Linked DNA regions of Mus musculus: region 2 is linked to region 1. Evidence: chromatin loops called from intact Hi-C (ENCODE). Cell type or tissue: left cerebral cortex. All regions are shown on one strand. Links, peaks and the distances in the headings refer to the core of each region. The heading gives the core; the rest is flanking DNA.

The links. A loop is a pair of places that touch in the nucleus more often than their neighbours do. Peaks named below come from ENCODE experiments on the same cell type or tissue, not always from the same donor. Only the 100,000 strongest peaks of a DNase experiment are listed, where the experiment ranks them.
Region 2: a loop joins it to region 1, with 2.2 times the contacts of the local background. A loop is called at or near these places in 8 of 42 quality-filtered maps.

What each region holds. Positions count from the first base shown.
Region 1 is chr8:86,702,192-86,718,765 of GRCm38, reverse strand. Lonp2 (lon peptidase 2, peroxisomal) reads right to left here. Exons shown (of 15, transcript NM_025827.3): 12 at 9,691-9,833; 13 at 5,247-5,454; 14 at 4,673-4,863; 15 at 2,130-2,516. The coding sequence ends at 2,295. Among named protein-coding and RNA genes, the nearest start is that of Gm10638, 35 kb to the left of the region's middle. In left cerebral cortex, for the core only: no CTCF peak of the experiment used is centred there; DNase peaks (open chromatin) are centred at 6,645, 8,072, 8,307, 10,771 and 5 more places; H3K27ac peaks cover 6,802 bases.
Region 2 is chr8:86,646,224-86,662,797 of GRCm38, reverse strand. Lonp2 (lon peptidase 2, peroxisomal) reads right to left here. Exons shown (of 15, transcript NM_025827.3): 8 at 10,481-10,622. Among named protein-coding and RNA genes, the nearest start is that of Gm22305, 17 kb to the left of the region's middle. In left cerebral cortex, for the core only: CTCF peaks have their summits at 8,039 (motif pointing left) and 11,155; DNase peaks (open chromatin) are centred at 9,631, 10,051, 10,636, 11,203 and 2 more places; H3K27ac peaks cover 2,544 bases.

The sequences.
Region 1 (16,574 bases), core at 3,433-11,432:
GTGTGGAATACTTGTTAGGCCATTCTGATCACAGCACCACCAGAGAAGTTCTACTGGGCACACATCCCAAAATAATTAGAAAAGCAGGGATTTGTATATTCCTGTTTATAACCAACAGTCACAAAACAAAAGATGAATGGATAAAATTTGCCATATGTATATAGTGGATTGTTCAACCATAAAAGGCAAATTTGATACATGGTATTGGGATAAACCTGACACTTGGTGAGATGTTAGACATGAGAAAACATGCTGTCACTCTCTACAGCACTTAGGAGAGTGAAGAGTGGTTGCCAGGTCTGGAATCGAGGGAATGAGTTTAGTTTTTTTGATTGTGCTGAAAAAGTCATGGACAGTGGGAATAATGAATGTCACAGATGTCCCTGAATTAGATACTTGTAAGTGGTAAATCTTTGGACATTTTCTCCATTCAAAAACTCCTTCCTAATAAACCAAAAACAGTGTTAGAAAAACAAAAATCTTACTGGCAAACCTCAAATGGGCACCTTTAGAAACAAAAGATGGGCTGGAGAGATGGCTCACCAAATGAGTGCTTGCTGAAGATCCAAATTCAGTTCCCAGTTCCCAAACCAGGCAGCTCAGAAGCACTCGCAACTCCAGCTCCAGGGGATGCCTCCCGCAGGGGATGCACACACACAAAGATGACCACACAGAAGAAAAGCAAGACACAAAGACTGACTTAAGCCAGCACAGAAGATGCCCTGTGACGTTTCCTAAGTATTTAGAAGGCCAGTGCTGAGGTCTAGGACCCCAAAAACCCCAAGCCTTAACAGATGTTTTTTGTTGCCACCTCAGGCAGGGAGGAGGCAGAGCTGGGTGTGGAGACTTCCTGGCTGGAGGCTGTCAATTGTTTCTTCACTCCCTGTGTAAGATTTCACTCCCCTGAATCGGCAGCATTACTGAGGCTGATACCTCACTAAGGGTTGTGAATGTCTTTCCAGTGCCCCAAGTAGTCTTGGATCTGACATTTCCTCCAGAGGTTTTATTAGCAGGCCTGACAGGAGTTCAGGTAACTTGCAGACCCCATTCTCATCCAAGAAGTATCAAAAAATATTTTTATATTATCTCTTAGGTTTTGTAATGTAAGGTTCTGACTCTAGAATTAAAATTGCATTTATGTTGGATTCTTGTCGAATCAGCAATATCAGCAATACTACTAAACTTTTTTTTTCTTTTCTGTATAGCTCTGGCTATACTCACTTTGTAGACCAGGCTGGCCTCGAACTCAGAAATCTGCCTGCCTCTGCCTCCCGAGTGCTGGGATTAAAGGCGTGCGCCACCACGCCCGGCTTGACTACTAAACTATTATTTCACACATGAACATGTTAGAAACTGGGTTCAGAAATCTAGTAAGCATAAGGGGCTGCCTTCATCTTATGGTACCTTGGACACATCATCCTATGGTCACAGGACAGGACAGGCATGGGAAGTTGACATGCTTGGAATTTAGCATAAATAAGTAGAAGGGGGAGCAGGAAGGAGGATTCTGAGTTTAGGGGCCTTCCTAGAACATACAGCTTTTTGGGGGGGGAGGGGGCTGTACTTTGAGATTACAGGCACCCAAAGCTCTTGTGATGCTGTAATGACTGCCAGCGCATGCCCGTCCCATATAATTAATGTTCTCATTGCTGCTTCCCTTAGCCTAAGACTCATGTGCAGTCTCATCCTAGACCCCTTTAACACAAACACAAGGTTAGTTGCCTAGAGTTTTGTTTTTGCTAGTTTCCCTTCCAAGTGATTGGTTCCAGGATCAGATAAAATCTACATCTAAGTCTCCATAGCTAAGAGTGTATGCCAGCTGGTTTTTGTCTGACACAGCGTTTCCCTATGTAGTCCTGGAACTTGCTGTGTAAAGACTAGGCTGGCCTTGATCAAGAGAACCACCTGCCTCTGCTTCTCTCCTCGTTCGGGTGCCTGTGCCACGCCTAGCTCACTCAGTTATTAAACACACCAGGCACACTGGTGAGAGGGGTTCCTGGCTCTCCACTTTATACCGGAGGGAGTTGGATTCAGGTTTATAGTGGGCCTAAACATTTCTAAAAAGTTGTTCTAGGACCACAGAGTACCTCTGTCTTTCCCAGGGATACCAAACCCACTGGAGACCAGAATTCTAGGTTTAATGACTTTATTAAGCCAACATTTCTGTAATAAACAACTACTTAAACAGACTCATTGCTATCTTGATTATATCCACAGATTAGGGATATTTTGCTTGATCATTTGGTGCCTCAAACAAGCTTTGCCTCATAATTAAATTCAGCTTATGTTCGGGCCTATAGTTTGCTGTCAATGAGACCAGGTCTGGTCTTGACAGGAAAGCCACCATCAAAAGCTGCATTTAGAACTTCATCCAGGCAGCTTGCTGTAACAAAACTTAGATCCTGTCTGACGTTGCTTGGGATCTCTTCAAGGTCCTTTTCGTTCCTCTGCGGAATTATGATCTGCTTCAGTCCTGCTCGGTGTGCTGCTAGGACTTTGTCTTTAATTCCACCCACCTGCCAGGCAAAAGAAGACAACTCTCAAGGTTCATGTTCACTGCCGAGCGCATCTACCTTTTACTGAACCATCACTGACTTAGACATTCAGCCCACCTCCCACCTTGGGATAGTATGAGCTGGGAGGCCACTGAAAAGCTTAATGGTAACCTATATTAAAACCTTTTAAGGAGAGAACCTGTAACCTCGATGGCTATGGATAGTTTTAATTGTCATTTGCAGCCTTGTGTTTAGGTTGATTGTGCTTGGTTCTACTATTCCTAGCTAGAAGAAAGAAGTCTGAAGATTTTACCATAAAGAAATGACAAATGGAGGAAATATACATGCTGATTTAAATGTTATGCAATGTGTACATGCATTGAACATCATGCTATCTCAATACATACCATTTTTGTTTTTACAAAATAAAGATTTTTAAGTTAACCAAACAGAACTGCTCTTACACAGGAAGCTCAGTGTGTTCCAGGATTATTGTCTTCATTACCACAAAGCAAGGCTTTTGTGCCACCTAAAAATGAGAACACTCCAAACTAGACTCTTGTAAGGTATTTGTTTTTGTTTTGTGACACAATCATTGTAGATTGGCTCGGCCTTGAACTCCTAGAGATCTGTCTTTCTCTGTTCCCTGCCCCCAATGCTGTGATTAAAGGCACATGCCACTAGTCCTCGCCCCTCTTGTGGCTATAAATAAATAAATAAAAATAAATAAAAACAAAACCCTAAAATCTATGCCCATAATGATTCCTTCACAAAAGATGGAGTCTAAATTCTCTTTCCCAGTGTGAGCCTGGCTTTGTGACTTGTCTGTGTGGAGCATACTATGCTGGAAGTGATGCTATGTGCATTTCAAGGATAAGGTATTAAAAGAAAGCTTCTGCCTGGATTGTTATCTTGGATCACTTGCCCTACACAGCCTGGGGAAAACCCCAAGGTGCAGACGACTTGGGCCTCCTGTGCATCACGCAGCAGGTCCTCCTCTTCAGTGACCCAGGACTGAGGCCTGCATGCAGGTAGACCCTGAGCCACAAGAACGATGCCTACAGGCTCAGTACCTTCAACACTTACTCTAGCCTAATTGGCTAGACTGTATGCTGCTTTTAAGATGATACACACACACACACACACTCACACCACATATATATGTGATATGTGTATGTATGTTTAGTCATTTTTTTAACCAATTCTAAACTAAAATCTAAAATGTTCCCCTTTTTTCAGCCTTAGCAAGTATTTTTTAAAAATTCTATTATTTTTTTTCATGGTCCTTGCATGGTTGAATGAAAATATTGGAGTACAATAATTTTAGTGGTTTTCAATAGGAATTGAACTAAGTCTTACATGAAAGACTAATAACAAGCAAGTCCTCTGCTACCGAGCCATATTTCTAGATCTTTTTTACTTTGAGGCAAGGTCTCACCAGGTTGCCCACGCTGCTTCAATCTTCCTGAGTTGCTCGGATTTTGCAAGTGCCTGGCCCCTTTAGTGAGTCTATAACCTACTCTCATCCGTGTAAGGACTTTAGCAGGGAAAAGAATATTTGTTGCTGCTGCTGCTGCTGCTGCTGCACATCCTCCTCTTCCTTTTCTTGTTATGGCTCTGTCGTCAACATTTTGTCCTGTCAGACAAGTCCTGGCACAGTCACAGAGCCCTAAGTCCGGGTGCTCCCACAGCATTTGCATGCAGGTCAGGATACCCACTGGAGCCCAGGAACCTGCAGATCCAGGCAGGACTTTTGAACTTGTTTTGCTATAAATCTTGCCAATTATGGTACTCTTAAGATTCCTACAAGGTGCTAGGATGTCTCAAAGGAACTTGAAAAAGCATGGAATGAGCTTGAAAGCCAACGGTACACGCAGCACACCTCACTGCTAAGAAGAGAGAAGAGACTGCAGGCATTCTGATGAACGGCTGATTTTTCTATAACCACACTGATATTTCTTTTCCCTTAAATATTTTTAGATCATAGGGAAACTTGGGAGATGGTCAGGCGTTCTTTACTTGACCAAAAGTTTAAAATATAAGTTAGTTACAGGTATTAAAATTTTAATATTTAAAATTTTTAGCCAAAGTTTTTACAGAAAGCTACTATTCATGTAAATTTAAAATTACTAATTTAAATAAATATTACAAGTACATGATCTGTTTTCTATACTTACTGGAAGAACAAGCCCTCTCAGCGTAATTTCCCCAGTCATGGCTACATCTGAGCGCACAAGCCGCCCACTGAAAAGTGAGGCGAGACAAGTTACTATGGTAACACCAGCAGATGGTCCATCTTTTGTGACAGCTCCAGCTGGGAAGTGCAGATGGATGTCTGTGTTGTCAAGAAGATCAAAACTTCCAAAAGCTTTAAAAAGGGGGAAAAAGAAAGGATTTAATGTAGAAAAATTAAGCCCAGTTTTTTTTTTCTCTGAATAAAATCAAACACAAAAATGAATGCTTTGTATAAATGAATGCTTAAAGATATTAATGGATAGTGTACTTTGAGTGAGGTCTGGACGGTAAGACTCCTTCTCTCTTAAGTGTGATTTAAAGGTTTGTTTCTGTATCTAGTTCAGGGACTCAGCCAGATAGTCTAACGCGATCACTTGAGTCTCTATGGATTCAGAAGCCAAACCCGGGACTTTAGTGAATGGTGTCATCCTTGTCTCAGAGTTAGTTAGATACTCCCTGGATTACGGTCCAGGGCCCTCCTTCCCAGCTGTGTCCCACTGCAGTTAGGCCATGTACCATTAGTCAGGTGGTATTTCTTTGCATTGCTTCGAAGCCAGCTAATGGCGAGATGGGCAGACTCCTTCATGACGTCCCCAAGCTGGCCGGTCAGTGTTAGTTGGCCTTCACCGTCCATTCTACTTGCTTCCACAAACATGATTTTGCCACCCAAGGGAGTCCATGCTAACCCTATTGCCACTCCAGGTTGACTCAAACGCTCAGATACCTTGAAAGATGAAAATATTAGTTATGACAACATGCAGAAATTATTTCCAGAGCACTTTAATCACACTGTCTTGTAAGACTGCAAACTTAAGCACTAACTTCTGACAGCTTATTACCTGACATTATTTTGAGTCACATGTCTCACTATCTGGATGTTCTTATTTAGCATTCACCAGATGTATATAGCTCTACACATGGGTGAGGAACTGACTTCCAAGAGTAGTTGGGTCTAGGTACATATGCCTTGATTTTCAGGGTATCTTCAATGGACTGTGTATCTCTACATATCCAAAGCCTGGCTGGCTTTTTAGTATGTGAGCTTCAGGGAGCAACAATCTTCTCACTAACACTTATCTGACAAGTTATAGCTCTCACAGGCTTTCTGTCGCCACTCCTTGGTGATATCCTAGACTCAGGGCAGTGCTACCTGGATGCCAGTTTAAGAGGAACAAGCTGCTTAGCTGGGGCTATGTGTCTAGTTGATAAACTACTGGTTAATACACCCTAGGTATGAAGATACAGATTAGCATCTGGAAGACAGCAATGCTAACTTTGACTGCACCCCCATATCTCCAGAGAATAAGCACAGTGTGCCACCAAGGACAATCCAATGTGCAACTTCTCTGCTGTCAGGTGCCTGGCTTCACTATGGAATAGCAAAGACTGGCCGCTTCCTGGGAGCGAGCTGGGTGCTCTAGCAGCTGTGTGCAGTGGAAACCATGACATCAGTGAAGCCACTGGGTAGGTGGCCAACTTTAAGAGTTCATTTTGACCTTTAATTTCACAGGTAGATGGCAGTTTAGCTAGCTTTCAGCATCAGCCCAGCTCACCCCACACACTTCCCTCTAGCACTGGCACCTGCTCAGTTCTATATTTGAAAAAGAAAAGATAAATATGTAGGTCAGTGCTGTTTAAAAACAACACAAATAGATGAGAGTGTTTACAATGAAAAGAATTAATATTGAGTCAATTTTCTTATTCTTTTCATTACCTGGCTTCTTTCCAGAGCTGGATGGACTAACCCTAAAGAAGAATCTTCAGAATGTCAAGTCATGTTTAACAGAATAAGCCATTTGTTGCACTTTTATTAGCTGCTAATCACATTGTTACAGTTGAATCCTCAGAACTATTAACTATGTTGCTTCAAGAAACCAGGCAAGGGGCTGGAGCAGTGGCCTAGTAGTCAAGCTCACTTCTTGTAGAAGATCCAGGGTCAGCTACTAGTACTCACCTAGTGGCCCAGCCAGCTGCCTGTTAACTCCAGTTTTAGGGGAATCTCATTCCTTCTGGCCTCCATGGGTACCAAGTGTGCAAGTGGTGTATATGTGTGTGTGTGTATACATACATACACACACACACACACACACACACACACATATATCTATGGTGTATATTTTTTTTCCAGAGGAAACACGCATATATATAAAATTTAAAAAGAAACCAGGCTGGGAGGATGATACAGTGGGTAAAAGAACTTGCCCCACAAATCTGATGACCCGAGTTCAGTCCCAGGCTCAAGTGAAAAGCTGAGTATGGCAGTGTGAATCTCACCCCAGCATTCCTACAGGAAATGGGAGGCAAAGGAGGAGAAGCTCACAGACCAGCTGGCCTGATGTGTGGTGTCAAAACCAAGAAGGACCCTGCCTCAAAAACAAGGTGACTCAACTAAACAACTTAAAGCCCTGGTTACCCACCAGCACTTACTAACTTCCCATTTCGATTACTGATTTGTGGAGTCACCAGTTTTAGATGGTCTTCTTAGGGCTAGAAAGATGGCCCAGCTGGTAATAAAGGTGCTTGCTGCCAAGCCTGATGACCTAACTTTGATCCACAGAGGAGCCCATATGGTGAAAAGAGAGACCTGATTCCTGAAATCGCCCTCTGACCTCCACATGCATACTGTGGTATGTGCCTGTGTGCACACACAAAACAGACACAAACCTTTTCAGAATGTTTCTCTCACTCACTCTGTATCAAATTAAAATAAAAGTATGTCAAGTTCACCGTCTTCTAAGGCTTTGTGCCTTAGGCAAGGAGTGCACCACTGACCTCTAACCCCAGCCCGCAAGTTACTTTGTTACTTCCCACTCACACACCAGCGAGGCTAACCTGTAGACTGGGGAAAAGCTTAGTGAATACTCACTCCACAGGGTCTCTTAGTGCTTACATTTTTTTTTTTAAGAAAAAACTGGAAACGTTTGTATATGTTTACATGTACCTGCATGCCATGGCACATGTGTGGAGGTCAGAGGACAACTTTGTGGCCTTCTGCCATGTGGGTTCTGGGAACTGAACCCTGCCTGGATCTCAGACATGGATCTCAATCTTTATCTTGCCGAGTTGTTTTTCTAGCCCTATTGGTTTTAACACTTCGAAGATCAACACTTAAGGAACATTTGCATATCTAATTGTAGCCAAGTTTATATTTGCTTTTACATTACATGACTGAAACAGTGGTATGTTCAAATGTGCAGAGTTCTCTGTGACCTTTTTAGTCTAGGGGAAGACTTATGGACCCACCAAGATTTTACATTCACGTTACTGTCCCTGGCATCCTAGTCAGGCTCTGGCAAGCCTTACAGGGATATGACTGCGAGTATGCTCCAGGGCTGACAGTGCACCTCAAGGGAAAGGACATTGGTCACAAGAGCACAGCCACAAGGGCCAGACTGCAGGGAGCCTGGAGAGGCAAGGCCCTTGTCTAGGGAGAGGATGTAGGCTTGAAAACAAGAGAGTGGGGTTTGCAAACTACCTAAGTTGGTAGAAGTATTCACATGTAATAGCTAAGATGCTGTAAAGAGAATCAGATGATATCAGAGAGTGCTGCTAAGACATGTTTACAATTCCTCCTTTTTGTTCTTCCTGCTACATCTCTGTCAGAGCTCCTGCAATGGCAAAAATGCATCCGAATCCAGAATCTGCTGAGAAGGTTATATAATGTGTAACGTGTATCAAGCCTTTGTTTTAATATAGTTTAAGTGCTCAGATTGCTGCTGGGATGAGCTTTTTTTTGTTTTTGTGTTTTGTTTTTTGAGACAGGATTTCTCTGTGTAGCCCTGGCTGTCCTGGAACTCACTCTGTAGACCAGGCTGGCCTCGAACTCAGAAATCCGCCTGCCTCTGCCTCCCGAGTGCTGGGATTAAAGGCGTGTGCCACCACTGCCCTGGAATGAGCTATCTATGGAAAGTCTAGAGAAAGAGGCCATGACACTTGGGATCAGAATCGCTGTCTTCATTATGAACTAACAAGCGAGAAAGCACATCAACTTCTTTTCTCAACCAAAATTAAGCTCAGTTTTTTAAAAATTCAAATTCATAGTATCTTAAGAATGTAAACAACCCCAATAACACCTTGGGTTGTATGGTTCACGTTGAGATTCACTGCGAGAATAAACAAGGACTGTTCTGGCAACTGGGAGCTTTGTGGGGAGCCAGTCCAGAACGTAATACAAGGCCGCTGCGGATGAGTTTGGGGAGTCTTTCTTCTCCCTTGTTGTAAGCCCTTGGGAAAAACTATCGTCACTGGTAATGATTTGGAATTTTTGCTGGAGACACTGCCTTATACACAATTTAACAGCCCTCATAGACATCTTTACAGATCTTTCCTAGGAATTTACCTGTGAATCACCTCACCATCTAAATACCACAAATACCTTCAGCACCCTATTTTATAAGCTACTTCCATCTGCTGCTTTAGCTCATACTGGCTTTCTGGTCTTTGGTGACGTAGGAAAGGGAAAAGCAGAAAAAAACAGTAACAGAAATAGAGCAGCATATAGTTTAACCCTTGATGGTTATCTACCAGGTTGGAACTGGTAGTAGTCTGTGTTTTTCAAGTAGTTGGGATCAGGGCTGATTTGCTGCCTCCTTTCTAAGCCCTCGGTGGGCAAGACAACAGGACATCCTTGATTGAAATGCATACGATAAAAGACAGAACTCTTCTGCGTACGCAAATCAATGAGCATGAGCACTCATGAAGTGGAGGGATGACTGGAAAATCATTGAGCACTCATGAAGTGGAGGGATGACTCAGGGTCAAGCCAGCATGGGTGCCCATAAGAGGTCATGACTTGGGTCACTTCCATTCAAGAGCCACACTATCACATTAAGTACCTAAGTGTAACACTACACAGGGAAATTTTCCATTAAATTTTCCAGAACTTAGCTTCAGAGACCCCAGCTCTAGCTGTCCGACATCAAGCAAGCACCAGTGTAAACATAGATATGAGAATCATCACCTCCAGCTCATACAGTGGTGGCCCCAGGATGTCTTTCAGGGCATGGGAGTCGATCAGAATTGGCATTTCAGGTGGCAGGGCCAAGTCTGCAGTGTCACTGATGGATTCAGGTTTTGCATCTTCCAGCACATGTTCTTTGCAACCTAAGAGAAACATTTATTTAGAAGTTCCAAGAGAGCTGTTGGTTTGGAAATTCATTACTAGTAAAGAGAAATGGGAGGCACAGTGAATGCCACCAGATTAGTCCTTTGTGTTTACAGGCACAGACCTTTTACCTGTACACAGGCAGAGGAACTGGTCTTTCAAAGCCCTTAGGGAGTATTTGCCCATCACCCACATGATAGCTCACAACTTTCTGTAACCCCAGTTCCAGAGGGTCTGATGCTTCTTCTAGCCTCCTCAAGTGCCAGGAACATATGGGGTGCACAGACATTCATGGAGGCAAAAAAGGCAAAACATCCATGAACACAAAAAACTAAGTAAATGACCCCGCCTCAAACCTCTATGGTGCTGGTGAGATGGCTTACTAGGTAAAGGCATCCGCAGCCAAGCCGGACAAGTTTGGTTCCCAGTCCCCACATGGTTGAACAAGATGACCAACTCCCTTAAATGAAGTAGTCCTCTGACTCCTATGTGCATGCACACATATATGCCCACACAGAGATTTTAAATTAATATACTCATTTTAGACAAGACTCTCACTATGTATCTCTGGCTGGTGTGGAATTTGCTATATAGACTAGGTGGGCCTCAAACTAAAAGAGAACTGCCCTTTCTGCATGCTGAGAACATGGTATGTACTACCATGGTAGGCATAAAAACGTTTAAAAACTGTAGAAAACTGTGCCTCTCTTTGTCTCATAGCTAGCGTGCTGATAAGTTTTTGTCTACTTCACACAAACTAGAGTCACCTGGGAGGAGGAAACCGCAAGTGAGAAATTGCCTGCATCTGATTGGCTTGTGGGCATGTCTGTGGTTTTGTTTTCTTGATAAAAGACTGATGTGGGAGAGTCCATCCTGCTGTGGGTGGGTGCCACCCCCCACATGCCATCCAGGTAGCCATGGATTATGTAAGAAAACAAGCTGAGTGAGTGAGCCCAGTTCCCCATGGTATCTGTGTCAGTTCCACCCCCAGCTTCCTGCTGGAGCACCTGCTCCAGTTCCCCTTGATGATGGACTGTGACGTGGAAGTATAAACCAAATAAGCCCTCTCCTCCCTCAAGTTGAATTTGGTCATGGTGTTTATCACAGCAACAGAAAGCAGACTAAAACTCTAGTCTTGTTTTCCCTTGGGCTTGTCTGGTCTGCTATCTTACAATGTACTTAAACTGTTTCCTCTTTTATGACCCCTTTCATACTCCCAGTGAAAGTGGTTATTGTGTACACTAATAAGAAATATACAGTGATTACAGTTAGCCAAAATTGTATTATATATATTTATTTTGCTATGATTTCCCCATTCTTTTCTTTTTTCTACTCTTACAGATCATGAAATTAAGGCACCCTCCTCTAACTTTTCTTCCAAAGTGGCTATCAAATATGTGTAAGAGCAGCAGCCTTACACTAACTCGCTTGTGCTAACTGGGGTCATTATGAGGAGATCATTAAATGACACAGGGTGACCTTTAGGGTGAAGGCTCTTCTGGCTATCTCTTCACACATGAATCACAGGTAACAGGAAATTTGTTGACAAGAGGACAAGTTGAGCTATGAAAAAAATCTCAAGACCCTCACTACCTATTTCTATGGGGTTATAAAAATTACAAAGCAAGTCTGTTGTAGATTCCACAGTGCAATGCACACGATCTGAAGTGTGAAGTCTCCTTACATATGTCATTATACCATGACTGTAATGCTCATCCCAGGTTTAGCTCAATGGATCCTACAAAGTCTTTTCATCTTCCTAACTTCCTCCATAGGATTTCTTTCACAAAAAATGTGCAGTGGTCGGCTATTCTGTGGCTTGTGAAATGGTAGACTTTCTGTGAGTGACTGTTTTCAGCAGCATTAGATCTTAGAGGAGAAGAGAAAGTAGGTTATCATTTGTCATACAGGGAGAAAAGGTTACGGACCACAGAGTGCAAGGAAGAGACACAGACAGCTGTCGGCTGCCTTGCTGTGACATGCTCTGTGAGCTCTGCTGAGGTGGGGCTGCTGTTGTTGGATTTCATTTTACTGTCACCAGACGGGATAAGAGCATATGGGTGAAGTTCAAGACAACATGGAGCCACTGCCTGGGGACAGCTGACCTTTTTCAAGTGTAGTCTTGGGCTCGGTGCTTGGTGCACAGAGGGAGCAGGGGTAAGAGCTCTTTGCAGAGGATAGCCCTTTAGACACTAGTAAGCTCAGAGCTCATCTATACTAAAAACGTTCCATAATTCAAACATATGGCGTGCTCACCAGCATTTGTCTTTCTATTTTCTGACCACTGGCAGGAGGAACCAGTCTCTATGCTCTGCTGCCGTGGAGCGCACATGACCATGCCTTCTCCAGTTGCAAGCCAAAAGAAACCTCTGCTCCTTTAAATTGCTTCTTGTCGGGTACCCACAAGAGATCTGGCAAAGTGGAGCTGTTGTTACAGACAGGGCTGTGGTTGTAGAAGAAATCTGGAAGACTTTGGTGCAGTGGGCTAGAGATGCTGTAGAATGCTGCAAGCGCATGGCCATTCTGATGGAAACTTGGACAACTACAGTGTTAATAGGAATGTGGAGAGAGAGAGAGAGAGAGAGAGAGAGAGAGAGAGAGAGAAGTGGGCTGATGAGGTTTTAGAAAAAACCAAAGGCTACTACTGGGAACTGCACTAGGCCCTCAGTGTGACATTCTGGCAAAGAATGTGACTATGTTCTATCTGTGTCCAAACACTTGGAGTAAGGCTAAAGTCATAAGTAATGGGCTAAGTTTGAGGTGGAGGAGCTTCAAAGCCTAACACCCAGGCTCCAGCATGCTGACTGCTCACTGGTCTTTGCCATATTTACAAAACAGAGCAGAAAGGTATTTTAAAAGCCATGCAGTTTGGTGAGGAGAGGAATATGAGTAAGTTTAAAACTGTGAAGAGAGTTAAAGTTGTGGGCAGGGATGGCACTGACAAAGTGTGCACAATGGTTAGAGATTAGTGCCACTGCAGAGCGCAGAGGGACTTGGCATTACGTGGGAAAATGGAAAGCTGCCCTGAGGTAAGACCTCACTCACGGAGAGCTCCAGCCATGTATTAAAGCAAACTCACCTGAAAAGAGAATGGCTGAACAGAGGAGTCTCTAGGACCAGGGGTTCTCAGAGAGATATTCCCAGGCAGAGAGCACTAAAGCTGTGGTCCAAGGGAACTAGGTTTTATCTTAAACTTGTAGTGCAACTTGGCATCTTCTACATGGTCCTGGTCAAAATGCAAGGATTATAGGCTCATAGAGGCTTACACCAAGATTCCAGAAAGCCACCAAAAGCAGGCAACATTTAGTAACACTGGATCCCTGCGTGGAGCTCCTGAGCAGACTGTGTGAAGCTCTGAGAGTGAAACCTACGTTGTAACAGAGCCTCAGCTACCCGAGATGCAGAAACATTAGGCTGAGGAGAGCTGCACTTGGAGAACAGTGCACTGTGGGCAGCACAGTGAGCCAGTGGCACACAAATGCTACTCATGTTGCAAGGATGGAAAACTGCCTTTCTTAGGAGGTTGTGTGGGTGAACACCAAAGGCCCAGAAAGCTGCTAAGCCCAGGCAGTATGTATCAAGGTTGGAAATGAACTCTAACCTGTAAGATTTAATAAAACCTTTCCTCCCCAAGTTGCTTTTGGTCATGGTGTTTATCACAGCAATAAAAAGCAAACTATTCCAACACCTCCCATGAAAAGTCTTACGTCTGCATATACTCCATATTGTCCTTGGTTCCTCATCTAACAGTGATTGAGGTCAAATGGGCCAATGTTATTAATTGGTTTGTATAACTTATACAGAGTGGATGTATTAAACAAACGGTGGTGGTTGATCTTACAGTTAATATTCCACTTAGGGAACAATAAAAAAGTGATTCTAGGTATTCTTGGACTAAGGAACTATTTTCTAAACTGCACACTCAATTCTGCTACATTAAAGTTCCACATAACACTCAAATGTGTTGTGAAAGAATATAGCTGGGCTTGCAAGATGGCTCAGCGGGTAAGAGTACTGACTGCCCTTCCAAAGGTCCTGAATTCAAATCCTAGTAACCACATGGTGGCTCACAACCATCCGTAATGAGATCTGATGCCCTCTTCTGATGCCTCTTAAGTCAGCTACAGTGTACTTATGTATAATAATAAATAAATTAAAAAAAAAAGAATTAGGGTATAGGAATTACAAGAAAATATAGCTGATAATAAGTAAACCAGGCAAAGAACTCCAGATGTGTACATGCCTAGGCAGTAACATAAGAAACACAAAACCCAAAGCCAACTTCAAAAATTACTAATCCAACAGTAAAGGTGAGAGTGAGTCAGATTGACTGTCAACTAGAGAATGACATAATGATGGCAAGAATGTTCAAAACAATAAAAATAAAAGAATAAGCACCCAATTAAGGCCTAAACAGCTGAATGAAACAAGGATCATGATGCAGGCTATAGGAATTATTCTAAGACAGACGGACTGAAGACAGACCAATCTGACATGAGGGAAATAAAGGAAAAAAAATCAGTCAAGTGAAAATCTCTGTGGAAAATGTCACCGATACAACAGATCAAAGAAAAAGTAAGATACCTGTCTTAGTCAGGATTTCTATTCCTGCACAAACATCATGACCAAGAAGCAAGTTGGGGAGGAAAGGGTTTATTCGGCTTACACTTCCACATTGCTGTTCATCACCAAGGAAGTCAGGACTGGAACTCAAGCAGGTCAGGGAGCAGGAGCTGATGCAGAAGCCATGGAGGGATGTTCTTTACTGGCTTGCTTCCCCTGGCTTACTCAGCCTGCTTTCTTATAGAACCAAGACTACCAGCCCAGAGATGGTCCCACCCACAAGGGGCCTTTCCCCTTTGATAGCTAATTGAGAAAATGACTTACAGCTGGATCTCATGGAGGCATTTCCTCAACTGAAGCTCCTTTCTCTATGATAACTCCAGCTGTGTCAAGTTGACACAAAACTAGCCAGTACAATACCTGAGCTTAATGACAAGGTAGAGTAACTGGAACCATCCAACAAGGACAAAGATAAAACAGTAAGAAGGTGTCAGCAGGAGTTCCACATACACAGGGTACCCAAAAAGACTAACTGTGTGGATAATAGACACAGAAGGAGAATATAATTTTAGGGACACAGAAAACATTAACAACCATAACACTCTGGGCATGGTGACAAACACCTTTAATCCTAGCACTCAGAAAGCAGAGGCAGGCAGATCTCTCTAAGTGTCAGGCCTTCTACAGAGAGAGGGCTGCACAGTAAGACTCTTTCTGTCTCAGCAAACAAACATCATAACAAAATTTGGAAAAGAGATGCCAATCTAAGCACAGGAGGTATTTAGGACACAAAACAGTAATGACCAGAAAAGAAAAAGACCCCTTTCTGTCATATTATAAGTGAAACACTAAATATATAAAACACCAAGAAGCATACTGAAAGAAGCAGCTGTGAAACACAAGTCACACGGAGGCAGACCTGCCAGAATAGCAGCAGATTACTTCACTCAGACTTTAAAAGGTCTGAGGGCCTAGACTGATGAATTTCAGGTTCCAACGGCAATACCTACTATCCAGCAAATCTATCTGTCATAAATGAAGGAAAAGTGAAAATTTCCATGAAAAAATAGGCTAAAGGAATGTATGAGCATCACACTAGCTCTACACAAGTTATGTAAAAGAATCATTTGGACTGAAGAGAAAAAAAATGCACCCACAAGGTCATAGGTAACAATAAGGCATACAAGAATAATAATTAAGGAAGAGAAAAGGAAAAAAAAACCTACAAACTCAACAAATAACAGAAGGTGATACATGCTTTCTATAACTAGCTCTGAATCTTAATGGAGTCAGCTCCCCAGTCACAATGCACAGTCTTGCCGAATGGAACAAAAGGCCAGAAGTGTCTCTTTGCTGCCTCCAAGAAACACAGATAGCCATAGATGACAGGGACGACCTCAGAGTGAATGGACAGATGACGGTAGTTCAAGCAAATGCAACTTGGAAACAAGCAGCTGGCACTGTTCTAGCATGTGACAAAACACATTCAAAGCCAAGCTAGGAAGAAAAGATAGATTATTGATACAATCTATCAAGAGGCATTATGATTCTACATATATGCCCTAAAGCAGGTGGATTCAATTTCATGAACAAAAACTAATAGATGTAAAGGCTCGGGTTAAAGTTAGCACAACAAAGGTGGGTGACTTTAGCACCTCATTCTTATCAGTTGGCAGCAGGTCTTCCCAACAAAAAATAAACAGACAGGACAGAGAGACTGCTCAACAGTTAGAGTACCAGCTGCTCTTCCGAAGATTCAGGTTTGGTCCCAGCAACCACACAACAGCTTGCAACCATCTAAAACTCCAGCTGCAAGAGATCTGATGCCCTTTTCTAGCCTCCATGGGCACCAGGCACACACATGATACATAGTATATACGCAGGCAAAACACTCATACACCTAAGATAAAAAAATTAAAAATTAAAAACTAGAGAAATGTGTGAATAATTATAGAACAAATGGACTTAACAGACACTATAGTACATTTTACTGAAGCACTGCAGGATATAAATTTTCTTATTTCTCTAAAATAAATCATGCATTCGGACACAAAGCAAGTCTCAACAAATACATGAAATCTGAAATGATTCCTTGTCCTCATGACAATAGACTACGACTACAGCCCGACAGCCAGAGAAACTGTAGAGCATTACGACTCCTGGAGATGACTATCCCA
Region 2 (16,574 bases), core at 4,590-12,589, 57 kb after region 1:
TAGGAAAAATGTGAGAACCTGTAGCCTAACAACCCCCCATAGGGCAGAGCAGAATTAGAGCTCTCTAGCCTCGCCCCTGAAGAACTGCTGGTATTTAGCCCACATGGCATGTTCTTGGAACAGCTCTTCGACCTGAGAGAATACTTGTTCAATCAGTTCTACTCCAGCAACCAATGGCAACTGTTTAATGCTGCAGCTGCTTGCTACAGTAATACCAGTTGGGACTAACATGGCAACCAAAAAACCCTACAGAGGGTCCGGGATGTGGTCAGCGGCAAAAATCTGTACAGCACTCTCAAGGCTCTGAATTCCTCCCTGGCATCACACACACAAAACAAAATGAACAAAACATTAAAAGGAAAAACTTGGGAAATAAGATGTTCGTTGGTTGCTTTGTTTTTAAAGCTCTGTATTTATTACTGAGAATCCAGAAAGCCGTAAGACTGTGCCATATATGATCAGACAAGGCACTGTGACCCAGCTAAGACTCCCCTCCTTCTCATAGTGTCCTCCTTGCCCAGCATTTGTTAGTGAAATCTGACTTTACTTTCTAATGTGGTGGTATATAAACGTGTGTCTTCCAGTTGAAGGAGATACTCATACTATGTTTTTTCCCCCAAAGATACCACGGGGGAGAACACAAGGTCAGGTCCCAGAGCAAAAGGGATGGACCCTCAAGGAGGCATAGACTGGTTACAGGGCAAACAGGAGCCACAGAGGTTTGCCAGTAGCAATATTCCTTTGAGGAAGACAGTGGAGGATCAGTTGAGCTTGGTGACAGGCCATTCCTCCAGTACAGAAGTATCCTATGGATGGCATTATACAAACACTTGCATCTAGCTTCCTGTAGATTTGGCAGGATACTTAAGTTAGCTAAAGGATCTCAAAATACTAGCTTTTCCAAAATTTAAATATTTATAAAAATGGACTCTAACAAGCACCAAGTTTAAGAAATAGTTTAGGTACCTTCCAGTCGGCACCAGTGCTGGGACACCTTGGGCCCAAACTTGGTGGGCAGTCCCACAGTCTCCAGAGGATTCTCCACCCCACAGGCGCCCTAGAATGCCCAGGATCTTAGGATCACTGGTGAATGGAACACAACATCTGCTCCAACAGAACTGGGGGAGGTGGGGGGCAGAGGCTGCGGACAGCTGGAGCAGGGACCAGCCCGACCAGTGGCTCAGGTTACTTCTGGTCAGTGTTGGTATACCTTGGTTTCAAACTCAGCAGACAGCCCCACGGTACCCAGAGGAGGTACCATTTCCAGGCGCTCTAACATGCCCAGGATCTTAGGAGCCCAGCAGCTTGGTCACACCAGGATCTCAGGGTCTCAGAGGAAGCTTGACTGCCAAGAACTCTGACACACCCAGGATCTCAGCATCACAGGATCCCAAAGAAAACTGGACTATGAGAAGTTCTGACTCAACTGGGATTACAGGAAGGACAGGCTCCAATCAGATATATTGAGGGCAGAGAGCACTTAAGATAATCAGATGGCAGGAGGCAAGCATAAAAACAGAAGCAACAGAAATCAAGGTTACTTGGCATCATCAGAACCCAACTCTCCCACCATGGCAAGTCCTGGATACACCATCACACTAGAAGAGCAAGATATGGATCTAAAGTCACTTCTTATGATGATGATGGAGGACTATAAGGACATTAACTCCCTTAAAGAAATACAGGAGAACACATCTAAACAGGTGAAAGAATTGAACAAAACCATCCAGGATCTAAAAATGGAAGTAGAAACAGTAAAGAAATAGCAAAGGGAGACAACTCTGCAAAGAGAAAACCTAGGAAAGAAGTCAGGAGCCATAGATGCAAGCATAACAAACAGAATACAAGAGATGGAAGAGAGAATCTCAGGTGCATAAGATTCCATAGGAAACATGGACACAACAAGCAAAGAAAATTCGAAACACAAAAAGATACAAACCCAAAACATCCAGGAAATCCAGGACACAATGAAAAGACCAAACCTAAGGATAATAGGTATAGACAAGAACAAAGATTTCCAACTTAAAGGGCCAGTAAATATCTTCAACAAAATTATAGAAGAAAACTTCCCCAACCTGAAGAAAGAGATGCCCATGACCACACAAGAACCCTATAGAACTCCAAATAGTTTGGACCAGAAAAGAAATTCCTCCTGTAACATATTAATCAAAACAACAAATGCACAAAACAAATAAGAATATTAAAAGCGGGCTGGTGAGATGGCTCAGTGGGTAAGAGCACCCGACTGCTCTTCCGAAGGTCCAGAGTTCAAATCCCAGCAACCACATGGTGGCTTACAACCATCCTTAATGAGATCTGACTCCCTCTTCTGGAGTGGCTGAAGACAGCTACAATGTACTTACATATAATAAATAAATAAATCTTTAAAAAAAAAAAAGAATATTAAAAGCAGTAAGAGAAAAAGGTCAAGTAACATATAAAGGAAGATCTATCAGAATTATAGCTGACTTCTCCCCAGAGACTATGAAAGTCAGAAGATCCTGGGCAGATGCCATACAGACCCTAAGAGAGCACAATGCCAGCTCAGGCTACTATACCCAGTAAAACTCTCAATTACCATAGAAGGAGAAACCAAAGTATTCCATAACAAAACTAAATTTACACAATATCTTTCCACAAATCCAGGCCTTCAAAGGATAATAAAGGGAAAACTCCAGCACAAGGAGGGAAACTACGATCTAGAAAAAGCAAGAAAGTAATCTTTCAACAAACCTAAAAGAAGATAGCCACATGAACAAAATTCTAATTCTAAAAACACCACCATGGATAAGGCCGGGGCCCACTTGAAGGGTGGAGCCAAAGGGTCATCATCTTCACCCCTTCTGCCCATGCTCCCATGTTTGTGATGGGTGTGAACCATGAGAAATATGACAACTCACTCAAGATTGTCAGCAATGCATACTGCACCACAAACTGCTTAGCCCCCCTAGCCAAGGTCATCCATGACAACTTTGGCATTGCGGAAGGGCTCATGACCATGGTCCATGCCATTACTGCCACTCAGAAGACTGTGGATGGCCCCTCTGGAAAGCTGTGGCGTGATAGTCGTGATAGTCGTGGGGCTGCCTAGAACAACATCCCTACATCCACTGGTGCTGCTAAGGCTGTGGTCAAGGTCATCCCAGAGCTGAACAGGAAGCTCACTGGCATGGCCTTCCATGTTGCTACCCCCTGTGTGTCCGTTGTGGATCTGACATGTCGCCTGGAGACACCTGCCAAGTATGACGACATCAAGAAGGTGGTGAAGCAGGCATCCGAGGGCCCACTGAAGAGCATTCTGGGCTACACTGAGGATCAGGTTGTCTCCTGATACTTCAACAGCAACTCCCACTCTTCCACCTTCAATTCCGGGGCTGGCATTGCTCTCAATGACAACTTTGTCAAGCTCATTTCCTGGTATGACAATGAATATGGCTACAGCAACAGGGTGGTGGACCTCATGGCCTACATGGCCTCCAAGGAGTAAGAAACCCTGGACCACCCACCCCAGCAAGGACACTGAGAGCAAGAGAGAGGCCCTTGGTTGCTGAGGAGTCCCTATCCCAACTCGGCCCCCAACACTGAGCATCTCCCTCACAATTTCCACCCCAGACCCCCATAATAACAGAAGGGGCTTAGGGAGCCCTCCCTACTCTCTTGAATACCATCAATAAAGTTCGCTGCACTCCACCCCCAAAAAAGAAATAGAAACAGTCATTAATAGTCTCCCAACAAAAAAGGCCCAGGACCTGATGGGTTTAGTGCAGAGTTCTATCAGACCTTCAAAGAGTATCTAATTCCAATACTCCTCAAACTATTCCACCAAATAGAAACAGAAGGTCCTCTACCCAATTCATTCTATGACACCACAATTACTCTGATATCTAAATCATACAAAGACCCAACAAAGAAAGAGAACTTCAGATCAATTTTTCTTATGAATATTGATGCAAAAATACTCAATAAAATTCTCACAAACCGAATCCAAGAACACATCAAAATGATCACCCATCATGATCAAGTAGGCTTCATCCCAGGGATGCAGGGATGGTTCAATATACAAAATCCATCAACGTAATCCACTATATAAACAAACTCAAAGACAAAAACCACATGATCATCTCATTAGATGCTGAGAGAGCATTTGACAAAATCCAACACCCTTTCATGATAAAAGTCTTGGAAAGATCAGGAATTCAAGGCCCATACCTAAGCATAATAAAAGCAATATACAGCAAACCTGTAGCCAACATCAAACTAAACAGAAGCAATCCCATTAAAATCAGGGACTAGACAAGGCTGCCCACTTTCTACCTACCTATTCAATATAGTACTTGTAGAGCAATTCGACAAAAAAGGAGATCAAAGGAATACAAATTGGAAAGGAAGAAGTCAAAATATCACTATTTGCAGATGATATGATAGTGTAAGACCCCCGATGCTGGGCCTCTGCTCAAGTCCCAGGATGAGCTGGCCAACACCCCAATGTCCCGAGAGAAAACCACACCTGATGCAAACTGCAAGAGGTTTTATTATCAGCTAGCTGAGGACGAAGTCCCTCTGCCATGCAGGGCAGGGGAGTTTGACCCCGAGTGGTGACAGTAGGGGGCTTTTAACATCTAGCTCAGGAGTTGGGAGGAACTGGGAGGAGTTGGGAGGAGAGTTGGGAGGAGTTGGGAACAGTTCTTCTCTTCTAGGTGTCCTTGGTGAAATTTACAAGGCAGGAGTGGGGAGTGAGTTCTTTCTGAATTTTTATCTCTGTGTCCTCGGCACAGGAAGGCAGGCATCTCTGGTTGTACAGTATAGAAACAAAAAGGCTTTTTGCTGGCTATAGAGAACAAAGAGCTTCTTTCTAGCTGTATTTTTAAAGATCAGGGAAAACAAGCTTGGGGAAATGTTTTAGGGGCTCTACCTTTCAGGAAGAAATGCTTTAAGCCGGGGTCTCACATTAGCATATATAATTGACCCCAAAAATTCCACCAGAAAACTCCTAAACCTGATAAACAGCTTCAGTTCAGTAGCTGGATATAAAAGTAACTCAAACAAATTAGTGGCCTTTCTCTACACAAGGGATAAGCAGGCTGAGAAAGAAATTAGGGAAACAACGCCCTTCAAGATGGTCACAAATAATATAAGATATCTTGGCATGACTCTAACTAAGAAAGTGAAAGATCTGTATGATAAGAACTTCAAGTATCTGAAGAAAGAAATCGAAGATCTCAAAAGATGGAAAAATCTCCCATGCTCATGGATTGGCAGGATTAATATAGTAAAAATGGCAATCTTGCTGAAAGCAATCTACAAATTCAATGCAATCCCCATCAAAATTCCAACTCAATTCTTCACTGAGTTAGAAAGGGCAATTTGCAAATTCATCTGGAATAAAAAAAAACCTAGGATAGCAAAAACTATTCTTAACAACATGACCTCTAGCTGTACTACAGAGCAATTGTGATAAAAACTGCATGGTACTAGTACCGTGACAGACAGGTAGATCAATGGAATAGAATCGAACACCCAGAAATGAACCCACACACCTATGGTCACTTGATTATTGACAAAGGAGCTAAAACCATCCAGTGGAAAGAAGACAGCATTTTCAACAAATGGTGCTAGCTCAACTGGCAGTTAGCATGTAGAATGCGAATTGATCCATTCTTATCTCCTTGTACAAAGCTCAAGTCTAAGTGGATCAAGGAACTCCACATAAAAACAGAGACACTGAAACTTATAGAGGAGAAAGTGGGGAAAAGCCTCGAAGATATGGGCACAGCAGAAAAATTCCTGAACAGAACAGCAATGGCTTGTGCTCTAAGATCAAGAATTGACAAATGGGACCTCATGAAACTGCAAAGCTTCTGTAAGGCAAAGGACACTCTCAGTAAGACAAAACGGCAACCAACAGACTGGGAAAAGATCTCCACCAATCCTAAATCTGATAGGGGACTAATATCCAATATATATAAAGAACTCAAGAAGTTGGACTCCAGAAAACCAAATAACCCTATTTAAAAATGGGGTAGAGCTAAACAAAGAATTCTCAACTGAGGAATACCGAATAGCTGAGAAGCACCTAAAAAAATGTTTAACATCCTTAATCATCAGGGAAATGCAAATCAAAACAACCCTGAGATTCCATCTCACACCAGTCAGAATGGCTAAGATCAAAAATTCAGGTGACAGCAGATGCTAGTGAGGATGTGGAGAAAGAGGAACACTCCTCCATTGTTGGTGGGATTGCAAGCTTTTACAACCACTCTGGAAATCAGTTTGGCGGTTCCTCAGAAAATTGGACATAGTTCTACTGGAAGATTCAGCAATACCACTCCAACTTTTAATAAGGACACATGCTCCACTATGTTTATAGCAGCCATATTCATAACGGCAAGAAGCTGGAAAGAACCCAGATGTCCCTCAACAAAGCAATGGATACAGAAAATGTGGTACATTTACACAAGGGAGTACTACTACTCAGCTATTAAAAGCAATGAATTGATGAAATTCTTAGACAAATGGATGGATCTGAAGGATTATCATCCTAAGAGAGGTAACCCAATCACAAAAGAACACACATGATATGCACTCACTGATAAGTGGATATTAGCCCAGAAGCTCAGATTACTCAAGATACAATTTGTAAAATATATTAAACTCAAAAAGAAGGAAAACCAAAGTGTGGACACTTCGATATAGAAGTGGATGCTCACAGCCATCCATTGGACGGAGCACAGGGTCCCCAATGAAGGAGCTAGAGAAAGTACCCAAGGAGCTGAAGGGGTTTGCAGCCTCCTAGGAGGAACAACAATATGAACTAACAGTAAATCCAGAGCTCCCTGGGACTAAACCACCAATCAAAGAAAACACAGGGAGAGACTCATGGCTCTAGCTGCATATGTAGTAGAGGATGGCCTAGTCAGTCATCAATGAGAGGAGAGGCCCTTGGTCCTGTGAAGGCTCTATGTACCAGTATAGGGGAATGCCTGGTCAAGGAAGTGGGAGTGGGTGGATTGGGGACCAGGGGGAGGGGGGAGGGGGGAGAGGATAGGGGATTTTCGGAGGGGAAACTAAGAACGGGGATAACATTTGACATGTACATAAAGATAATATCTAATAATAATAAAAAAGAAACAGTTTAGGTAACAGTCTAGGATAATACATTAAACAATAGAATCATAGTAAGTGTGAGAACAGTCTAATACCCTCTCCTGGAACACACTCTCTTGGCTGTTTCCTTCTCATTCATTATAGATGACTTCCTAATTTTTGTGTATCTTCTGTGGCCCATTGACTACTCATGAGTGTGTGAATTTCTACGTATTTGTGACTTCCTCCAATGTCCACAGTCATTTCTAGTTGCTGTGATGTTTTAGGAGAACACACAGTACGCGTTTATCCTTCTAACTTTTATCACAGCTTGTTTCACAGTGCAGCATCTGTTCTGTCCTGGAGAGGGTTCCATGTGAGCTTAAGAAGAATGTGAATACTGCTTTTGGTAGAAAGAGTTCCACAGATGACCCAGGGGGCTGGCTTTTCCATTCCTCCTAGTGTCTAATTAGTTTCCAGCACAACTGAAAGTACACAACAGAAAAACACAACAGAAGTCCAGTGAAAGACTCTAATACAAGATACAGACAACAAATAGTTTAGAGAGAAGCAAAGTTAATTTTAAAAAAAAAATCTATCAATACCTTTTTTCACAGAATTACCTCTACGTATCAAAAGCAGGATGTTAAAAAGGAATAGGTAGAGATGTTTTTGGTATGACTAACACATGAAAAGGTTCCCTTTTTAAAAGATAAAGCTGAAGTTGTTCTCACAGAAAGTAGAACAAAAAATAAAAGGGATGAATTACAGGAATGAGAAGGCATGGCAGCTATAGATCTACCACCTTTGGAGATGGAGCGATTGCTCAGTGCTTAAGGGCATTTGCTGCCTTTGCAGAGGACCCAGAGTCCCTTCTCAGCATCCACTTAGTGGCTCACACCATCTGTAACTCCAGCCACAGGCATCCAATGCCCTCTTGTGGATATCAGACACAAACATGGTATACATACATATGTGCCACAAAAATTCATACAAGTAAAATAGAAATAAAATGTTGGGTTCTAACAAAACAGAGCAAAAAATTACCAACAAAAGAATTAAAGAGAGTCTTTCAAAATGAAAAAAGAAAAATCTGAAAACTCTTTAAAGAACCAGCAAAAATGTCTGAGACCCAAAACAGGTAACAGGCAAGTTATTTTATATATATATATATATATATATATATATATATATATATATATATACACATATATATATGTATATGTATATATATATACACATACATACATATATACACACACATATATACATATATACATATTATGTATTATATTGTATAAAGCTGAACAACTGAGATCAAGAGATGATTCTAAGTTGTTGTAGAGGGCTAAAGCATGCTTGTACATACAGATAAGCACTGGAGAAGTCAGGAAGGTAAACTCTCAGGTATCCTTCAAAGGAAAGACGTGTCTAACCTGACCTCCACCTGGAATGCTGGGAATGGATGTAGTTTTACAACCTGGTAACCCTTTGCTGTCTGATGGGTCAGGCTCTACCTGTCTCCCAGAAATGTTTTACTTATCCCAGACCCTTTTCCTCTAAAACCTTGAGCATAACTTCTAGGCCATAAAACTCATCCTTGTGAGATACCACAGCCTGTGTGATTTCTATGTCGTATCAGGGTCAGGTCAAATTCGGACTCACACAGGGATTATGTTTGCCTTAGTCAGTCTCCCCAGACCAGTAGCTCTCAACCTGTGCTCTCAACCCCTTTGAAGGCTGGATGGCCCTTTCCCAGGGGTTGCTTAAGACCATTGGAAAACAGAGATATTTACATTAGGATTCATAACAGTAGCAAAATTACAGTTATGAAGTAGCAATGAAAATGTTATTGTTGGGAGTATCACAACACGAGGAACTATATTAAAGGGTCAGCATTAGGAAGGTTGAAAACCACTGCTCTAGACCTTTATCTTGAGCACTGCTTCTAGGTCAGCAAGAACTCTTCTAATAGATGAAGCCATATGCACTGTGTAAAGAGAATCAATGTAAACATGTCTTAAGCCTTGTACTCACCAGGCTGAGCTAACTGTTACCTGAAAACTTTCACCAACATTGTGCTATGTTTAAATATGGCAAAAATATATGAGCTGAGGCCAGACTCTCAAAGTCTTCACCCAGCACCAGTAATTTAAATTTAGCTGATCCCAACTTCATTTCTATGTAACCCTGCTTGTTTTCCTTGCCATCTGTAAAGTCTCTCAGGGACCATCACACAAGTTTTCAGAGAGTAAGGCAGGGCAGAAGCATAGTGACTTCAGACTTACCAATGGCAACACTAGAAACCAGGAAGTCACTGGGGCAAAGGAAAACCCTACACAGACATTATTTCCATCTAGAACTCCATGCCCAGTCAGATTTCCTGAGGAAACATGAAGCTGCTTTACATTCTGCGTTTATAAAATACCACCCACATAAGCTTCCTGCAGAAGCTCCTCTTGAGTTAACAACACAGAGTGAGGTAAACCAAAACACAGACTGGGGAGGCAGGAAATTCAACATGGTGGGAGGTGAAGGACAACACAGGGAGGCTCCATGTGCCACAGGTAGAAAACAACTGCTTCCAACTGGAAGACTCACAACAGTAAAACCTACAACACCCGAGTGGCTGCCGGTCCTGAGAGCAGAACAGAAACGGTGGATGTGAGCACAAGAGAGGTGAAGCGATTTTCAAAAGCAGGTCTAAGAAAAGGAAGAACAGGACTCCTGGCTCAGCTCTGAAAAAGGACCACATAATCTGTAACTGCTAATGACCAATAGTGAGGTAACTAAAAAAGAGATAACAATTTATAAAGGAAGATGTGGAATCAAAAACGTGAAGGCAAAAATCTCAGTTTCCTTTGGCAGAGTCTGCACAGATGAAGTGGTTTTGTTCTGCAGCCCTGAGCTCCCTCTTTTGCCCCCCCCAGCCTCTGCTTCACTCTCCCTTTTTGGGATCTTGCTATGTAGCCCAGCCTGGCACTGAATGCAGCCTTTTGAATAGCAAGAATTACAGGCATGTACCACTGTGCCTGACTAAGTCAAGCATTTAGAAAATGGAGCAAATTAACAAAAGCTTTTGGAGGCTAAAGCACAGGAGAAGGACGGGCCCTGGGAGAAGAAGACTTTATCATTTCTTTCTGCAATAAATTACCAGTGCTCTGTGAATAAAGAACATGTCTAAAATTTTATTTTACTTCATATAAATTAAAAAGAAAGACATCACAAAGAGGAGGAAGTTTGTGATTTTTATGTAGATGTAACTAGCTCCAGACTTCAGTCTACACGCCATTGTTTTTCCTGTAACTAACTACAGACCAATCTATACATGGCTTAGATATGGCCTATGCTTACTCATACTCAACTGTGACTTCAAAGGGAATTTTCTAGACCTTACCTCAAGCAGCGCAGCTGCAGGATCCCCCTGCAGGCTTTTCCCCAGCTTGTCAACCTCATCCAATAGGAACACTGGATTGTTAACCCCAACGGTCTTCAAGCCATTGATGATACGACCAGGCATACTGCCCACATAGGTCCGCCTGCAGAGAGCAAAGTCACAGCAATGAGGATCAAGAGGAAACAACACTGAGAAGCCAGGCTTTGGGACTACAAGTTCTTAGCTCTCATCAGCACACAGGAAGGATGCTCTATGTATGTAAAAGCATTACCATATACCGAAAGGTGTTAGGTTCATTCTAATTTCCTACTTGATTCTAACTAATTGCAAGTTGTCCATGACCACTGGAAGAACTGTAAGTCAAATAGTTCTGGTTGAAGGAGAACGATTCAAATCTTTTGTTTTTAAAAGCAATAATGTGATATTAACTATAGTAAGTAGATCTGAGGTAGATGGTGCTTATACTCCATTCCTGCCCTAGATGCACTATGGTATAACTCAGTTCAGTCCTGTATCTGAGTGCAAATGTTAGAGGCTGTGTTGTCACATTTGAATCAGTCGTTATGTAATTACAGCAGATGTAAGCATGTTTACACAACTGAAAGAGGCGCCTCTCCCTTACAGAGCTGGCAAGCTTGCTAAAGCTCTCTACTTATTTTATTATAGCCTTGCCTCCACCAGGCAGATAGCAGATGTTGCTTCTGAGAGGGTTTCAAGGGCTGTCTGCCTGCAAGAGAATGAGCACCAGTAAGTGGAGCAGCAGTAGTTACATCATGGCCCATCCAACCACAGAGCTGATTTACAGAGCAAGCCTCAACTGTGCCACGTGACTGCACGAAGTAGGGCAGAACAGAGTGACTTTTGAAAAAGCAAGAACGCCTGAAAAACTGTCACAGAAATGGCTTTTATCTAGGGAAGATGACCAGCGCTGGAGCTAGATACAATAGAGTCTGTTTACAATAAGAAACTAGCACATTCAAGGCTTCAGAAAGAGGGTCTGGGGATGTAGGGCACTTGACTAGCAAAGCACAAGGCCGTGGGTTTCATCCTCAGCACCACCTAAGCTAAGCAGGCTGATCGGAAGTTCAAGGCTATCCTTGGTTGTATAGCAAGTAAGGCTGGCCTTGGAAAAACAAGACCTTGTTTTAAATTGATGATGATGATGAGGAGGAGGAGGAGGAGGAGGAGTCGTATCACCATTGCTATCAACCTTTGTAAAAACCAGAGGTGATGAACGACTCCAAGGAAACAGTGTCTTCCAGACACAGCAGGACAGATGCACGTATCAATTCACAGAGACCGTGACAGTATGCACAGGGCCTGCACAGGTTCAAGCCAGCCGACAAAGGGGAGTAGACATCCCTCTGGGTTCCCACCCTTAACCAAGAAGCTATCATCAGTTGATACCTGATGGCAAAGGGAAAAAGTTTTCTCTAATGGAGTCTCCCTCGGTATATTAAGCAGGCTTCATTCCCAGGAATAGTTGGCTAACACAAGGCAAACTCAATAGTACTTTTGGAGACCTTTTGTCTCATTATGCTTTCTTTGGGCTTTTTTTTTTTTTTCCTTAGTCTTAGTCTTATCCGGTTTTTGCTTGTTTATGTTGATTTTCATTTTTGTGGTCTGCTGGGGTTTTTGTTTCTTATTTTTTGTTTTGTTTTTTTGTTTTGGGGGGGGTTATAAAGTTGGTTAGGTACAGAGGTAAAATTTTGGGAGGAATTGAGGTAAAAACACAAAATATAGTATGTGAAAATTTTTTAAAAATTTAAATACTAATAATAAAAATTTTTGAGAATGGAACATGGGAAAAACAACATAAGAAATCACTGAACTTTTTCAAATTCTTTTTCTAGTGAACACAGGCTCGCCACTACTCTGAGTGTTAAGTGTGGTAGGAAAGAAAGTTGTTCACATCTCAAATTCTCTAAGGGCCATTTCGGTTTTCCCCCCACTGATTTATTTACTCACTTTTCCTCTTAGTCGCAGCCTCCCCGTCTCCTATCAGGACCCCCCACCCATAACCCCCTCCCCTTCTCCTCTGAGAAGTGGGGAGGTAAGGACCATTTCTTGCTTTTCTGTTTTTGATATGATTTTAAAAACAGGTACTTATAATTCTATACCTAAAGTCAAAGGAGAAAATGTTATTCCAGGACCCTTTCTAGAGCAGTGCAAGCCAATAAGTCCTTGGGACTTCTCACGCTTCCCCAAGCCCACAGAAAAGGTCCAACCCTCTCTGTCCACAACTAAGATTAATCACAGTCTATCTATCAGTCAGCAGCTTTCCCGACAGCAGCCAACCCTCTCTTGCTTCATTCATAATCAAGACCCTCCAAACCTGTAGGCTTTTCCTTTCTTTCTTGTCTGTTTCTGAGACAAGGTTTTTCTGTGCAGTCCTGGCTGCCGTAGAACTCATCTGTAGATCAGCCTGTTTTCAAACTCAGAGATCCGCCTGCCTCTGACTCCCAAGTGCTGGTATTAAAGGCATGTGTCACCATGCCTAGCTTTCTTTACTGTTCTTAACATCATGTTCCCCGTTATGGTATAGATATGGCTTGAGTGTCCTTCAAAGACCCATGTGGTAAAGTTTAGGTCCCCAGGTGGCCATATCAGGACTTAGTCAAACTTTTTAAGAACTAGGGTCTACTTGGAGGGCATGCTGTTTCTAATAAAGGAATTAAAATATTCCTAACAAATTCTGAGCTAGTTCTTAGAAGAGGGCTATTATAAGAGAACACCAGTGGACTTCACCTCCTCGTGTCAGGCTTCCTGGTATCAGTGTAATCGCTCGCTCCAGTATCAGCTCCTATGATGTGATGTGGCCAAAGACAGTCCTTGAAAGAGCCTATCCAATGCTGTTGGGACTTTCAATTTTAAAAACTGTGAGCTAAAGAAATTTATTTTCTTCATTATACTGTAAAAAGCTAATTAATAAATACACTTCCCATACTTTCCTTGCCTATGTATTTACTAAAAATTCTCTGAAGAGAAAGATTAGTGTTCTTGTCTTATTTTGTTTTTGGGACAGGGCCTCACAGTGTATCCCAGGCTGGCCTGGAATTTACTATGTACCTGGGTAGCCTCAAATTTGTGGTCATTCTTCTGACTTATCATCCTGGGTTACAGGCGTGAGCACCACCATGCTGAATTCCCAGTGGGTCTCAGAAACCTCTCCTGAACTCCCTTCACACAGTCATTTCCAATACCGCAGTATATATACACCACCGACTGGCTCTACAACCCGTCTGCTCCTAGTCCATCATGGCTGTAGCCCCTATGAGCAGCAGGCAGATGACAGAAGCCGAGTCGTACATACTGCAGAGCACAGGCAGAGCACAGCTGTTAGCACTCTTCTCCCTCAGGGCCTCCAAACCACCACTGGTAAGGAGGAACTTGGCACAAATTATTTGACCTAAGACTCAGTTTCCTCATCTATAAAATGGGACAGCAGTGCCAATGCCAATCTCATGAAGACTGGGAAAGAAACTCTATAAGCCACCTAGCAGGTCTCAACAGAGCAGACTCTGATCAGGAGCTACTTTTAGTAGAAGTCAGGACAATCGGAATCGGGTCTCACTTGAATTGTGCTTTATGAAAACTACTTCTACACATGTCTTTTTAATAGCACTGGGCATGTACAGTATTGTTACTATTCCTCAGCCGGAAGTGACATCTCCAAAATTCAGGGCACTGGTCTAGAAATCAAGCCAGGAAGATAACCATCACCATCAGAACAAGCACGCCGGGACCCGGTCACCACTGTTACGGTGACGAGTCTCTGAATGGCATCATAAAGCTAATATACCACTGCACCCGTCTCTGTGACCTCACATCAAATGGAAAATCCTCACCTAGGCGACACCCAAATCTATCCCCTTTACTGACACTCTTGCATCTAAACAGCGTGTGGCTTGCCAACTGTCTAGCTCCTCGAACACTGCTGCAAAGTGTACTGCTTTCATGAGCAGAGAAAAACATTGATTTACTATGAATTGATTAGATAAATGGGTTTTTGGTAGAAAGATTAACTACTACTTGTACTTATTAGAGGAGAAAAACTTCTAATTTTTTTAAACTACCTTGGAAATGTAGCACACGAGTGTCTATCTATATATGCTCAATTGTTTTGCATATTTTATTATTCAGGACTGACTTCTGTCAGATTAAACATTATGGCAGCACAAGTAATTCACTTACTGAAGATACAGAATAAACTTTAATGAAGCCTGGGGAATAAGGACATGGGTAGTGAGAATGCACACATACGCAAAATAAAAATATTCTCTCTCAAACCTAGTGCACAATGCAGTATAAAAATACTGCAGCATCTGCCACAGAAAACACAGAGGTGGGAAGAAAGTGAAAGCAGCCAAATGCTACCTCTGGGTGCTAGCAGTGTAAGCAAGCGTGTGTGCAGACCAGCACTCCCATGATGAACTGAGCCCCAGAGCATGGCTGCCGAGAGCCAAGGGAAACCTGGCCACTTGAAAACATGAATTCTGGCTGGAGATAAGCCTCCACAGCAGAGGGCTTGCCTAGCATATGAAGACCCTGCATCCTGCATATTTATCACCACAATAAATAAGGTAATAAAACCACAGGAATTCTGTGGAAACATTCCATAGTATCCCACTAACAACTACCTATTTGTTTTTATGTATCAGCTAAAATTTGAAGAATGCTTAAAAAGTACTCTAATGCATTTGAATATATATGTGGTAAAACAAATTATTAAGAAAAGCACAAGGGAGTTGGAGACATGGCTCAGCAGTTAAGAGCAGTTAAGAGCACTGACTGCTCTTCCTGAGTTCAAATCCCAGCAACCATATGGTGGCTCACAGCCACCATAATGAAATCTGATGCCCTCTTCTGGGGTGTCTGAAGTACAGTGTACTTACATATAACAAATAAATAAAAAAGAAAAACACATGGATTCTTACTTTCTTTTTTAAAATCACTGCTTGCAACTCACATATTAATTAGGACTATTCAGCTACTGTGAAATATATACAAACCCGAAACTCTTTCTATACATCAAAAATTTAAATTATAAGGTTAGTATTTTTCATTTTCCCCAAAAAGTTACATATCAAAACAATTACAAAGACTATTCCAGTATCATGTGACTACCTCTCATGATGATCAGCCTTAATACGTTGCCAAAAACTTAAGCTGCTTCGAATCTAACATAATGTAAATGGCTGGCCAGGGATCAGGACAAGTTTTTACTCTGTTTATTTAAAGGGCTCTTATCATCTATAAGGCACACCACTCTAATGTGCACAAAAAATTGTAATATGGAGGCTGGAAAGATGGGCAAAATACTCATACACATAAAAATACATGAGAAACTTAAAAGTAATTTGTAATATAAAAAGGTTATGTATTATAAAAGTAGAGAGGGAAATACTGTAATTCTTTTGCTTTATAACTGGTATCACCACCACCATCATCATTCCCAATGAGGGGCTGGGACAGATGGTTCAGTGGTTAAGGAAGCTTATTGCTTGCTCTTTCAGAGAACCCGAGTTTGGTTCCCAACACCGACCTTCCGCAGCTCACAGTCACCTTTAACTGTAGCTACAGAGCTGACACTTGTCTTCTGGCCTCTGTGGGCACTGTACTCAATTGTGTGCCACAAAGACACACTTTAAAAAAACACAATCTCAGATGAAAGTCCAAGCAAGAAAAAAGTTGACAGCCATTGTCTTTGTATGAAAGAAAAAACTTGAGTATTTTTCTTTAATTTTTTTTCACATTCTGTACCAATGGTGTGGTGGTAGTGGTGTGTGCAATCTATCTCCTGATGCAAACGTTTTGGCTGAGAAAGGGGAGGGTGAGGAAAAAGAACAGCATTCATTTTGGGAGCTCTGCTTATCCGTGCACATTTATATGTAGCTATGCTCTAAATCTGAAAAAGCGATGCGTTTTAAAGAGACTCGATGGTCTTTAGAGGAATAATGTGACTTAAATATATCATGTCTAAACAAAGTTGATTTTTACTCTTCTGGTAGTTATTTTTAAATCTTTATAAATAGAATCCGGACTTATCTAAAGGGCTGAATTACAAAATATAATTAGTTTTTAATCTTACATC